Regions from separate parts of the Homo sapiens genome. Here region 2 is linked to region 1. Evidence: read pairs that join two places in POLR2A ChIA-PET (ENCODE). Cell type or tissue: GM12878. All regions are shown on one strand. Links, peaks and the distances in the headings refer to the core of each region. The heading gives the core; the rest is flanking DNA.

Region 1 (5,940 bases), core at 1-4,000:
AAACTATATATAACACACCTGTCTCTGACCAGTAGGCCAAAGCCTTAACTTTCAGAATTTGTCAGGGACCCTATGTGCACCTCCTGGATATACTTTTTTTTTTCAATGTGTCAACCACCCACGGGCTTATGAATGTGCTGGCAACTGGTGCATGAGAGGTATTTGTCTATTAGGTTATGTAACTACTTCCTTTTCTATTTATATTGCAAGTGTTACTCAAGACAGGACTATTTTCCTTAAAATTATTTTCCTGGACTAGACAAACCCTACCTGCAAACCAAGGAGATGGATTTTGGCCTATGTTTGGCAGGACTCTCTTGCCATGGTGGGGAGTAGACAATCATGAACATATGATTAGAAATCTGTCAATCACTCTAGGTAACTTAGCAAATGAAGCAGTTGAAGCCACAGCCAACCAACAAAAATCTTTAGGCTCTTCAGCCAGGATCATAATGGATAACAGAATAACCTTAGACTACATATTGGCAGAGCAGGGAGAAGTTTGGATAGTAGCTAACATATCATGTTGTATTTACATGAATACATCTCCTGAAGTCGAAATACATGTAGAAAAATAAGATAGTAAGTTGACTGATTACAACACATTTCTAGAGAAGAACCAGGTGCCAACTGGTTCTTAGGTTTAGTTCCTGGATCTCACACTGAATCAAATATATGCTCCAGGGTTATACTAAAAATAGGGCTTTCTCTATTTCTAATACTTATTGCCGGATATCTGGTAATCAAATTCTGTCTCCAATGCTATGAGGTGGGCGGATCACGAGGTCAGGAGATCGAGACCATCCTGGCTAACACGGTGAAACCCCGTCTCTACTAAAAATACAAAAATTAGCCGGGTGTGGTGGCAGGTGCCTGTAGTCCCAGCTACTCGGGAGGCTGAGGCAGGAGAATGTCATGAATCCAGGAGGCGGAGCTTGCAGTGAGCCCAGATGGTGCCGCTGCACTCCAGCCTGGGCAACAGAAAAAAAAAAAAAAAGAGAAACCAACGTACTGGTAATACCAAATGTTAATATTAAACCAGATGTTAGAGAACATCTTCAACCTAATGCAAAACAATTTCATTTCTGAGGCCCAGACTTGTATCCCTAGTCAGCAGGAAGAAGTTAGAGTAGTTGTCACCCCTCATCCCTCACAATTGAGGAATTTACATAGAACAGGGGGAATTGAAACCATGCCCCAAAGAGTTAAAGAAATCAGTGGTTAAATTCTTGGACTTACAGGATAACAGACAAGAAAATAGCTTGCTGAAAAGCTGAAACTGAAGCTGTGCCCCACAAAATAAGAAACCAGTAACTAACAGAAATTCTTGAGTTTGCCAGATAACAGATAAGAAAAGAAACAAGCTGCTGAAACTCTCTCCACTTGTGAGATTAAGAAAAACCTGGCTGAAATTGGTTGGAACCAAGATGGCTAACTGGAGTTTGCACAGAATAAGCTTGCTGATGTCACAGCCCGAATTTCCACCACATGTTTTGTACTAACTCCCCCTGAATTTGCACATGCAACTCAGGAGTTAACATGAAGAAATAACTGTGCATGCCCAAGGACTTTCCAGACCTCCCCTTTCCTTGCACCAATCACCTACTAATCTCAGAATCCACCCCTTGAACTTTTTCTAATAAAAATACTGCCTTAATGACAGCACAGAGAGACTCCTTGACTCAAATGAAAAAAATCTTTGGTAATGTAATTAATCATCTTCTTGGTTTTACCATAAGTGGATTTTCTTCATTAAAAGCTGGGTGAGTATATTCGCATTGTTGTGCAACTCATCTCTAGAACGTTTTCATCTTGCAAAACTGGAACTCTATGCCCATTAAATACTAATTCCCCCTTTCCACTCCCCTCAGCCCTTGGCAACCACGCTTCTGCTTTCTGTTTCTATGATTTTGACTACTTCAGATATTGCGTATGAGTAGAATCAATATATTTGTCCTTTCGTGACTAGCTTATTTCATTTAGCATACTGGCATCAAGGTTCATCTACGTTTTAACCTATGACAGAACTGCCTTCTTATTAAAGGATGAATAATATTTTATTATATATATATACTACATTTTATTTATTCATTCATTGGTTGATTAATATTTGGGTTGTTTCCAGCTCTTGGCTATTGTAGGTAGTGCTACAATGAACATGGGTATGCAAATGATACCTTTGAGATCTTGCTTTGAATTCTTTTGGATATGTACCCAAAAGTGAGATAGATGGATCATTGTAATACTATTTTACATTTTCTGAGGCACCCCCACACTGTTTTCCAAATCAGCTGCATGATTTTACATTCCCTCCAACAGAAGGATTTCAATTTCTCTGCATGCTCAGCAATACTTGTTTTCTATTTTTCCAAAGGATTTTTTGGTCAAGCATGGTGGCTAACGCCTGTAATCCCAGCACTTTGTGAGGCCAAGGCAGGTGGATCACTTGAGGTCAGGAGTTTGAGACCAGGCTGGCCAGCATAGTGAAACCCCATCTCTAGTAAAAATACAAAATTAGCCAGGTGTGGTGGTACACACTTGTAATCCTAGCTATTCGGGAGGCTGATCCAGAAGAATCACTTCAACCTGGGAAGCAGAGTTTGCAGTGAGCCAAGATCATGCCACTGCCCTCCAGCCTAGGCAACAGAGTGAGACTCTGTGTCAAAAAAAAAAAAAAAAGGTTTTTATAAAAGTGGTTAAGTCCCATACTGCCTGAAAACAGAATTCCATTTTCCTTTACACGCACACCTCATAGAAGCACCTGCACATCCACTGAGTTATGGAAGAGGAGCTATGAACAGCACGAGGGAAATGTGGATGTCACCAAAGCAGGGAGGCCTAGAAGGAGCTGTACAAGTCTCTGCGCTTGCTGCCTGCTGGGGCTGAGCAAGGGAGACTTAACAGAGAGGGACGCAGCTATATTCATTTCCTAGGGCTTCTGTAACAAAGGACCATGAACTTTTTGACTTAAGCAACAGAAATGTATCATCTCACAGTTCTGGAAGCCAGAAATCCAAAACCAAGGTGCTGGCAGAGCCACGCTCCCTCTGACATCAGAGGGGAGGGTCCTTGCCTGCCTCTCTCCCAGCTTCTGGTGGTCATCAGCAATCCTATTCTCTGACTTGTGCTGCAGCACTTCAATCTCTGCCTCTCTTATTGAATAGTATTCTACCCTCGTGTGTCTGTATCTGGTATCCTCTTCTTATAAGGACACCAGTCATATTGGATTGAGGGCCACTAGACTGTAGTTGGACCTCATCTTAACTAGTTACATCTGAAATGATCCTATTTCCAAATTAGGTCTCCTGGTAGGACTTCAATACATCTTTTTGGGGAGACATAATTCAACCCATAATAGAAGCTAACATTCACTCAAAGCATAGTGAGTGCTGGTCCTGTGCTACTTTACATGGTTGTTTCACTTAAATCTGAGTTCCTGACATGTATGCAGGCCCCACCACTCCTGGGATATAGCCCCACCCTTGGGGTCCCTAAACCCATCACCCTGGCCTATCCCCAGCAGGTTCAGTTGAGCCACTTCCTCCCATAGGAGAGGTCTCCAGTGCACAAGCTCTACTCTGGAAGGATCCACATGAACAAAGAAATCTGCTAGTATCCTGGTATGCCTGCATTACTATTACATGTTATATCATTCATATTTATTATTATTTCTGCTATGTTATTTTGCCTACTCTTAGTCCCTCTGCCTCTCCACACTTTTGTTTGTCTGGTGGCTAGTTCCAGTGTAGTAAAAGCCCAACCCTGGCTCTGTTCTGAAGGCTCTATCTGAAGGAAGATACACCCCACCCCATTGAAGTCCCTCTGTGGTTTTCTAGCATGACTCCAAAGTTATATCCATGATATCAGGGGAAGCCTGTGGCACAGTCCGCTCCTAGGAAGGAAGTCTTGCTAGTAGATGACCATGAAAACTGGTCTGGACCCACAGTGCAAATTGTTTTTTTCCAATTGCATCACCAGTCGGTCCCACAGAGTCCTCCAGGAGGCCCTTCTCTTTGTGATCTCCCTTCCTCCTCCCTTCTGCCACAGTCCTTTGCCTTTTTCTCGCTAGAGACCTTGCTCCAGGTAGAGGGGCAGCCCAGATCCTTCTGGGTCTCACAGTGGAACATGGTCAGCACCACTGTATCTCTGGCTGATAGTGATGGCTCTCACAGCATGACAGAGACTCACCGTCTGATCTGATTAAAGACCCTTTCTACCCCATTCTGCAAGGAGAGTGCTAAAGGAGATAAAGAAGGCCCAGATGGACACACAAATTGTCCTGACACATTGGTGTAAAAAGAGCTCCTTTTACTGAACCCAAAGGAAGGGTACTGATAAGAAAAAAACGAGGCTGTGGAAAAACTATGCAGCCATAAAAAAGAATGAAATCATGTCCTTTGCAGGGACATGAAAGGAGCTTGAAGTTGTTATCCTCAGCAAACTAACACAGGAACAGAAAACCAAACATCACATGTTCTCACTTATAAGTGGAAGCTGAATGATGAGAACACATGGACACTGGCAGGGGAACAACACACACTGGGGCCTGTCGGGGTAGGGGGGAATTGGGGTAGGGAAAGCACCAGGAAGAATAGCTCATGGATGCTGGGCTTAATTCCTGGGTGATGGGTTTATCTGTGCAGCAAACCATGTAACAAATCTGCACATCCTACACATGTACTTCAGAACTTAAAATAAAAGTTGAAGAAAAAAAGAAGAATAAATGAGGCTACAGAGAGCAAGGTCATGGCCACTGTACATCAGCAGACCCATGTGCAAAGCTGGAAGCCAAGAAACAGTTACTTATTATATGTCTTCATCAGCTCAGCTGCTATATCAAAATGTCACAGACTGGATGGCTTAAACTACAGAAATGTATTTCTCACAGCTCTGGGGACTGGGAAGTCCAAGATCAAGATGCCAACACTCCCGGGCTTACTTCCTAACTTGCAGATGATGTCTTCTCACTGTGTCTCGCATGGTGGGGAGACAGAGTTCTGGTTACTCTTCCACTTCTTATAAGGACACTAATCCCATGATGAGGGCCCCTCACGACCTCATCTAAAACCTAATCACCTGCTAAAGACTCCACCTTCACATTTACCACATTGAGAGTTAGAGCTCAACATATAAATTTTAGAAAGACACAAACATTCAGTCCATAGTAGTTTATGACTTGAGCAAGTCACCCCACCTGTCAAAAGCTCAGTTCCCTCCTCTCCAAAGTAGAGAAATTATATCTAAGTTGACATAGCATTCTAAAGAAGCTGACAGTAATCTCTCAATAAATACTCATTGTTTTGACTCCCTCGTACAAAATTACCCTTTGACTTAAAATCTCTGGCAGCTGACACACAATTGGTGCTTCTGTTAAAAAGGCTTGAAACTACAGCTTCTGTAAGGGCTTGTTTGTTTGCTTGCTTGATTTATTTCCTTTTTGTTTTCAAAGGGAGGAGCATCTTAAACTGGGCCAATCTGGTCCAAACCTCAGCAGTTGCCCATTAGCTGGGTTTCTTCCTCCTCTGTAGGGCACGCATCTGTAACTCAGTACTGAGAAACTTCCCGGAGATCATGCCCAAAATGCCTGTTATTACTGAGATTAACACCATCATCAATCATCCACGTTCCATGAGCATCAGCAATTGGGCGCTACATAGAGCAGGGAGGTAGACATGCCTCACAGGTTTCTCATCTGAACAGACAGGTAGAGCAGAGACAAAGGAAAGGGCAAGCCTGCATCAAGACTCTCCAGGCTTCTCCCACCTGCAACTATCTGATGATGAATCACAAGCAGAAATTCAACAAGCAGGAGGGCCCATTCCAGAGTGCAGGGCTCCCTGCCCTTCCCTAGAAAAATCACAGAAACTGTAGCTTTTGGGACAGGAGTCAGAGGTGGATGTGGGCTCTATGTTCTGGCTCTTCTCTCATTCTCATTTGGGG
Region 2 (7,880 bases), core at 1,944-5,943, 470 kb before region 1:
AATGGTTTCCGGGCAGAATTATTTTGTTGTTTGTATTCACATTACCTGTGGTGAGTGGAGTATAGCCTGCATCACCGAGGTTTTGCCTCTAGAAACAAGAGCTAGTGAGAACGAGCAGCACGCTGACACCACCTCACCAACCTCTCATCCTGGAGGTCTCCTCCTGCATCCCTGTCTGTAGCCACACCCAACCTGCCACAGCTTCCTGTGTGTGCTTTTGCTTTGCACTTTGTAGAGCTATTTTCTCTTTCTTTTCTTTTCTTTCTTCCTTTTTTTTAATGTAATGGAGCCTTGCTCTGTGGCCCAGACTGGAGTGCAATGGCGTGATCTCAGCTCACTGCAACCTCTGCCTCCCGGGTTCAAGTGATTCTCCTGCCTCAGCCTCATGAGTAGCTGGGATTACAGGCACCCATCACCATGCCTGGCTAATTTTTGTATTTTTAGTAGAGATGGGTTTTCACCATGTTGGCCAGGCTGGTTTTGAACTCCTGACCTCAGGTGATCCACCCATCTCAGCCTCCCAAAGTACAGGGATTACAGGCGTGAGCCACCATGCCTCGCCCTGCAGAGCTATTTTCTCTGCCTGAAATGCCCTTTTCTATTTTGTCTGTTTGGAAAACTACTGGTTCCCTAAGACTTAGCTCAGTGGGCAACATCACCTTCTCTGGAAAACCTTCTTTTGCCTTCCCAGGCAGAGTTAAATACAGTTGTTCCATGGTATCCACAGGGCACTGGTTCCAGTAACCCCCTCGGTACTAAAATCCATACATACTCAAGTCCTGCAGTCAGCCCTGTGGTACCCACATGTACGAAAAGTTGGCCCTTGGTCGCCCTGAGTTTCGCATTCTGCGAATACTTGTATTTTCCATCCACATTTGGTTGCAGATGCTGACCCTGAGGACAATGAGGGCTGACTGTATTGAAGAAAATTGCGTATAATTGGACGCACACCATTGAAACCTGTGTTGTTCATAGGTCCACTGCACTTCATTCTCTGTGCTCCTGTAGCTCCATGCAAATAATATCTTTAAAATATTCATATTAGTGTAGTCTTGCATTTGCGTGACTATTTTGTTTACTGGACTGTGTGCCCCTCAGGAGCAAGGATTCTCTGCTGTTCATCTTGGTATCTTTAGTACTTAGGACAAGGTATGTGCTTTATTAAATGTGAGTGAATGACTGAGGTGTGGAGGCCACGGGCAAAGAGGACCCTTTTCTCCACCAGTGGCAGGGGGGACACAGGCAGAAAAGATCAAGCCTGGTTGTGTTCTTGCTCTTCTTAATACTTCCTTTAAAGATGTTGAGAAACCGAAGACACATTTAGAACTTCCCTAAAGAGCCTAGGAAGGGCCCAGTCCTAAGTAAAACCTTGCAGAAATATGTGTTTCCCTAATTAACATGAGGTCAGAGCTTTGACCTTCAAGGGCAACCCCAAAGGATGGCAGGGAAACTCGAGATACAGGAATCCCATAGCCAGAAATGATAGGAAAGGCAGGAGGCCACTCCAGTTTATAGCTGTGCGACCCTGGGCCAGCTATTTAAACCTCAGTTTCCTCAAAGTGGGAATCATAGTAATACCCTATAGGATTGTGGTGAGAATTAAATGTGAATGCATGTAAAACATTTAGCACTGAGTTAACCACTCATTAATGTTAACGGCTATTATTACTGACCAACTGGTCTTTTCATTTGTTCTTTAGCTATTTGCCCTTTCTCTGACTCCAAATAGATAGGCTTTCTATAGAGAGAGCATGGAGTCTCTGATGAATGAAGAAAAAAACAGACTGATCTTTAAGCAATCTCCTACTGCTCTGTTGAAATCTAGGTCAAATGTCACTTCCTCTAGGGGGCCGCCTTTGGCTCTCCAGGGGAGAGCTATTTTTTCCCTCTTCCTGTGGATCTAAAAAGTTTCGCTGTATTCTAGTTACTGTGTCTCTCTCCCCTACTCAACAGGCCAAAGCCACGTCTGTGTGTTCTCAGCATCTAACACAGGACCTGGCATATAGTAGGTGTTTGGCAGATGTCTATTGAAGGAAGAAATTTACAAATGTATGAATTTTTTTAGTGACAGACATTTAGAATTACTGGGGGATGAATAGCATTGTTCAGATAGTGAGACGCAAATTACATGCAGGTAAATGCTAGCACCTATATTTCCAGCTTGCTCCTTGGTACACCGCATATGTGCATCCCAGGTGGGTTTGCCCCTCATTCAGTCACTGCTCTGTCTCCAAGGTTCCTTTCCCTCCCACCTCAGCAGCGCTCAGCTTACAAGCAGGCCCTACAGAGTTGGATAGAGACCCACTGCCAAGCATTACCGGCAGCCAGCAGGTTTTACAGCAACAGTGCCAAGAAGCCCAGCCTCAGGATCTGCAATCTCAGACAGAATCGCTTTTGCGGCTGGCAAGGTAGGGCTAGGCAGCAGGCACAGGTGCCATTTCACAGACTACCTCGGGCCAGCAGCTGCCCTTTAGACACCAAATTAACTCACCAAAGTTGTCTTTCCAGCAAAGTGGTTTAATGTGAATTTGAAGCATTTAGTAGCCTTGTTTTGGGTGTCTGTACCTTTCAGTGGATGGGATTGTCTAAGTATGTACACAAGAATATTATTGTTAAATTCCTCAAAGAAGGTGATAGGGGACTTTTCAAGTCCTGTATACCATTAGGTTATGGATTGTTTTGTTCATGTACACAGCTCATTTACTGAGTACCTCACATGGGCCAGACACTAATCTGCTAGGAGAGATGAATGGTAACAGGGACCACACTACAGAGATCTGGACCAAAGCTCAGAGGAAGGGCTCACTGATTCTCCCCAGCCTCCAGAACAGGATGCCTGAAACCATGATGATTGTTGCGATAAGTCTGAGGGTGTCATTTTATTATTGATCTATGAATTTGGCTGTCTTGTCTTTTGAACATTTCATCTCGTGGTGAGTTGTTTTAATTGGGTTTGCTCTTTGGTTGCTAAGGAAATTTGGAGGGCCTTAGTGCAAGGTCAAGAATCAATGTACAACAAGGTGTGGTGGTGCACGCCTGTAGTCCTAGCTACTTGGGAGGCTGAGGCAGGAGGGTGGCTTGAGTCCAGGAGTTCTGGGCTGTAGTGTGCCATGTCAATTGGGTGTCAGCACTAAGTTTGGCATCAATATGGGAGCAGGGGACCACTAGGTTGTTTAAGGAGGAGTGGGTGCACTGGCTCACACCAGAAATGGAGCAGGTCAAAACTCCTGTGCTGATCAGTAGTGGGATCACACCTGTGAAGAGCCACTGCACTCCTGCCTAGGCAACATAGTGAGATCTGTCTCTTTAAGGAAAAAAAATAGAATAAATGTATAGAGACAAATGCAGGGGGTAAGAATCATCGTGACCTAGAAGATGCCAGTGTACACAATATTTGTATGTGATTTGGCACATGTTAATTGCAGCCTAAACCTGAACAGTGCCTTTGCCATACCTAGAAAAATTCCCCTTCATGTACAAGAAACATACATGAAATTATATTCGTAAGACATTTGAAATCTTGGGGGATTGTTCTTACTATATGTGAAGAAGGTCTTAATTAAAGAGAAGAGTCCTATCTTAGGGTTTAAAACTTATTAAAGAGGAAAGAAGAGAAATAAGGAGGCCTGGACTCTGGTCCCAGCCACACCTCCAATAAGCTCTGTGATGTTAGGCATGTCCTTTAACTTGGGTGTCATTTCATGCCTCTGTGACAGGGGAGTGGCCAGATAGATCATCTCTAAGATCCCTCCACCTCTACATTCTATGACTGCTATTCTTACTACATTCATTCTATAAGGAAGTTGGCATAGACCCAGAAGATAGCAAAGAAAACTATGAAAGATTTGGAGAATAAGCCCTAAAAAAGCAGGTTACAAGAATATAAAGAGACCAAGGCATGTGATGGAATCTTTATGAATTGAACAGCTCCTGTTATTTCCTCTGAGAATAGCCCAAGAGAGACCTTCAATCGTATCAGAAAAGATTTAGGTTACAAAGTAGGGATATGAGACACCAGAGAGGTTGTAGGATTTCCTTATTTGGATATTTTTAACAAAATAGTAGATGACTCTCTTTCTGGGACAGTTTGAGTACCGTCTTGCCTAGAAACTAGGAGTGAACTGGATCAACGTGTCTTAAGCTGTGTGTGGTAACATCCCATAAAACAGGTCTCACGTGCTGCTCTGGGAACTTCCCTGATCTGTGCGGGGGCAGTCCAGCAGCTAGGCAGCTGAGCAGAGCGCATCTGCCTGGGGCCAGTGAGGAGAATGCATCTAGACAGAGCTTTTCGTGCTGCTGAGGTAAGAGCAGGAACACAGCCCCCCAGCCCCCAGGAGCGAGGCTGGGCTGGGAGCTGCCCACTCCCTCACTTGCTCCATTTCACAGAAGGCACCTCCGAGCCAAAGCTACAGCTGCTGATGGCGCCAGCAGCTATTTCTCAGCTCATTTGCAATACTTTCTAATCTAGCTCTAATTTGTATGTATACTTGTCAGCTACTGCATAGAATTTTGGAACTTTTAACATAGAACGGACTCCGCTTCTCAATTTATGAATGAGAAAACTGAGTCCCATAGAGGCAAGATGGAGCCTAAAGTTACACAGCCTAGGTCTCCTGACTGCCAAGCTTGGCACTTCCTTCTATTTCCTGCCAGTTATTTCCATTTTGATTTCTTTGGAGATGTTCAAGTATATTAATTGTCTCAATATCTTAATTGCCTGGGCTGCTTTAGGTATTTTATATTTTTATTTTTTTGATAAGCCTCTGTGCTAATTTCTTACACTTATCTAGTTTTATTTTTCCCTCAGAGCCTTGTGTTTAACCTTTTCACTTGTTCGTTTTTGATCGTCAGAACTCTTTTCATTGCATTAACTATTTCACAGTAAATTAGCTGTAATCCATGTGCTGCATTTGAAACTTGATATTTAACTGTGGGCTTCATGCCTGAAGCCCCTCACCAACCCCCTAGCAGCCAGGGCAGTACTTTGCATACAGACACATATATGGAGTGAAAGAATGAATGAATGGCATTTGATATCAAGGTAATAGTGCAATCATGGTTAAACAGCTAGCCCATAATATTCAATTTATTGAAAAGATGCATTTGGGGTACTCTGAGCTTTCAGTAGGGGAAAGTCTGGATCTTAAATTGCTTCTGGTAGAATGTGGGCTAAAGGGTAGCTGTAGAATTTAAAGATGTTAGTATCAGGAGCATCACTGTCTAAAGCTCAGGGAAGGAGAGAGATGCTAAGGCACAGAAAGGCCTCCCCAAGCCCCAGCCTGGAGTATCCCCTTTTCTTGCAGGAGGCTTGTTCTTGTGTCACACCCTTAATGGGATTGGGCAACTTGGTAGAAAACAGAGGTATCAGGAATGTACTAAGGGAGAGAAGGAAGGAATGAGAACTCCTTAGCTGGCGACAGAGCCAGGCTCTGTAAGATGTGCTACACAGCTTCAGAAGCCCCTCGGTGTAGTGGTCAAACCAGAGGTACCCAGAGCAATATGAGGTTGATGAAGTTTGGAGTAATCTGGATTGCTAGCTTCCCATAAGTGTTTATGTGGCCTGAGATAATAGTGTCAGAGGAGAGCCGTTGAGTCTCTCCTCCTGAATAGCCTTCCCCCTACCTTCCACCCTGTGGCATTTACATCAGAGCCTGCAGAGAGAAGAATTCTGTAGGCTTTGAGAGAATCCATGTATCTGCAGGGAGAAAAAGGACAATCTGGAGGAGATTCTGACTTGACAAAAAGATTCATCAGAGTCCCTTTAACTGGCCATCTGTTTTTAAGGCCATTTATAATTATTTGGTTTCTTAAAAACAAAGTCATTTTAAAATTATATTTTCTGAATCATCCTTTATGTAAAAGTTAGTCATATCTGTATCCATAGAGATATGATATCCCAAGAATATATAGTAAATTCCATATATTCGCAAAGTAAGATCTCCTACAGTGGTCTACTTTATAAAATGAAGGGGACAGGATTAAGTAAAAGCAATGTTTTTTCCTTAAATAGATTAATCTTGATGGCTTTTTAAAAATGTATGGGTATTTTATTTTGCTTCATAGTCCTACATATTTTATTTTTCGTTTCTTTAGTTGTCATAGTCTAATGCTAAAGCTTACAATATTAATGTTATTCTAGATGATGTGTTCTTTTGGATTACTGATTGTTCTTGAGATGTTTGGAAGTTGTATAATTTCCCCTCTGGAAATGTACTGAAATTTATTGAGGCAGAGCTAGGAACTTGAGTCCTGAGTGTCCGGTTTGACTTTAACTACTGAATCAAGTTGCAGGAAAAGTGGGGCACATTCAAAAGAGTCCCTTGGCAAGGTGATACCAGGTCACAGATGCCTCCCTGATCCTGGCAGGTTATATGATTCAGCATCAGTATATTGAATCAAAATACTGACTAGCCCAGCACTACCATCTTTCAGAAATGATTCCACCCCTTGAGCATCTCTCTCTAGACAGGTCACCTTTTCTAGCCTTTCTGCTTTTAATTATCAGTTATGAAACTCCCCAGAGAAAATTCCATTTACATTTTTACATTTACTTTAGAGGATGTTTTTTCTTCTGTAAATTCTGCAGCACTGTGTTCAAGAGTAAACTCCCACAAATTGTTTCTATATTCAGACTTTAGAGAACTTAAGTTCAGGTACTTTTATGATAACTCATCCTCAGAAATTCCCTTCGCTACTGACTTGGGAAATACCAGCACCCTTTAAGCAGAAACTCAAAACTCACTGATTTAAGAAATGAACAGGCTTTGTGGCTTTTGCAGTTTGAGGTGGGGCTTTTTTTTTCTTAAGGTTTTAAAAATAATATAATTTTTTAAAATGAACAACCAATGCTTTTTTTTTGGCCAACGTCTTGAGATTCTACAACTATTGATTTAATAAATTTAAGTGCTCTCACATGCACTCACACAAAAAACTAGCAGCCCAGACGTGACCTTGATGAATGAGTTGTCTTTTTATAATAGATTTTTGATTTGGGCAGTAATTCAGAAGGGGATTTCCCAGATTGACCACGGATTTGCAGAAGACCTGAAAATGGTTTGTGGCAGGGCATATTTAGATGATGTAGTCATTAAAAAGGGCCACACTCAATGCAGGAGCAGTCGGGCAGAGCTGAAGAAACCACTCACTTATACCTTGGAAGATACATGCTTTCTTTAGCCCCTCCTTTTAAGCTCCAGATGCCTCAGCATGCCCATTACTGCAGCAGTATCTGTATAGTTTGCTGCCTATATGGTGCCAGTAATTTGCAAACTAAAGCCATCACCAACTAATCTTACTTATATTACTTATTAATCTTATAATATTATCATAACCCATATTTTCAAATATGCGTGAATTAAAATGGGTGCATTTTTGTTTTTTTTTTGTTTTTGAAATGGGGTCTCGCTCTGTCACCCAGGTTGGAGTGCAGTGGCATGATCTCAGTTCACTGCAACCTCCGCTTCCTGGGTTCAAGTGATCCTCCCACCTCAGCCTCCCGAGTAGCTGGGATCACAGGCATGCACCACCACACCTAGATAATTTTTGTATTTTTGGTAGAGATGGGGTTTCACCATGTTGCCCAGGCTGGTCTCGAACACCTAAGCTCAAAGCAATCCGTGCACCTCGGCCTCCCAACATGTTGGGATCACAGGCATGAGCCACTGCACCTGGCTCAATGTCTTTCTTAAAAATGATCTGGTCTGCCTGTTTTTACACTAATTATGTCCTCTTCCTGCTGCTTTGCTTTGTGAAATTACTGCCCTTTGCACATTCAGTTTAATTACTTAAAGGTCTCTGCTCAGTTATGGACCTTAGGGGCCCTTTTAATGGTAACTCCATCCTTTTCCTGCTCTGCTCATCAGCACCTGCATTTACAAGCT

What was found. ChIA-PET counts read pairs that join two places held together with the same protein. Peaks named below come from ENCODE experiments on the same cell type or tissue, not always from the same donor. Only the 100,000 strongest peaks of a DNase experiment are listed, where the experiment ranks them.
Region 2: POLR2A ChIA-PET joins it to region 1 with 7 read pairs; 1 of 35 experiments calls an interaction of 5 or more read pairs at or near these places.

Annotation. Positions count from the first base shown.
Region 1 is chr13:45,691,195-45,697,134 of GRCh38, reverse strand. The region is part of intron 1 of LINC01055 (long intergenic non-protein coding RNA 1055); the gene reads left to right. Among named protein-coding and RNA genes, the nearest start is that of LINC01055, 7.0 kb to the left of the region's middle. In GM12878, for the core only: no CTCF peak of the experiment used is centred there; DNase peaks (open chromatin) are centred at 94, 1,234 and 1,864; H3K4me3 peaks cover 1,974 bases; H3K27ac peaks cover 2,421 bases.
Region 2 is chr13:46,164,884-46,172,763 of GRCh38, reverse strand. All of the region lies in intron 1 of LCP1 (lymphocyte cytosolic protein 1), which reads left to right. It also overlaps the pseudogene RN7SL288P. Among named protein-coding and RNA genes, the nearest start is that of LCP1, 13 kb to the left of the region's middle. RefSeq lists an enhancer at 237-286. In GM12878, for the core only: no CTCF peak of the experiment used is centred there; no DNase peak of the experiment used is centred there; H3K4me3 peaks cover 4,000 bases; H3K27ac peaks cover 3,943 bases.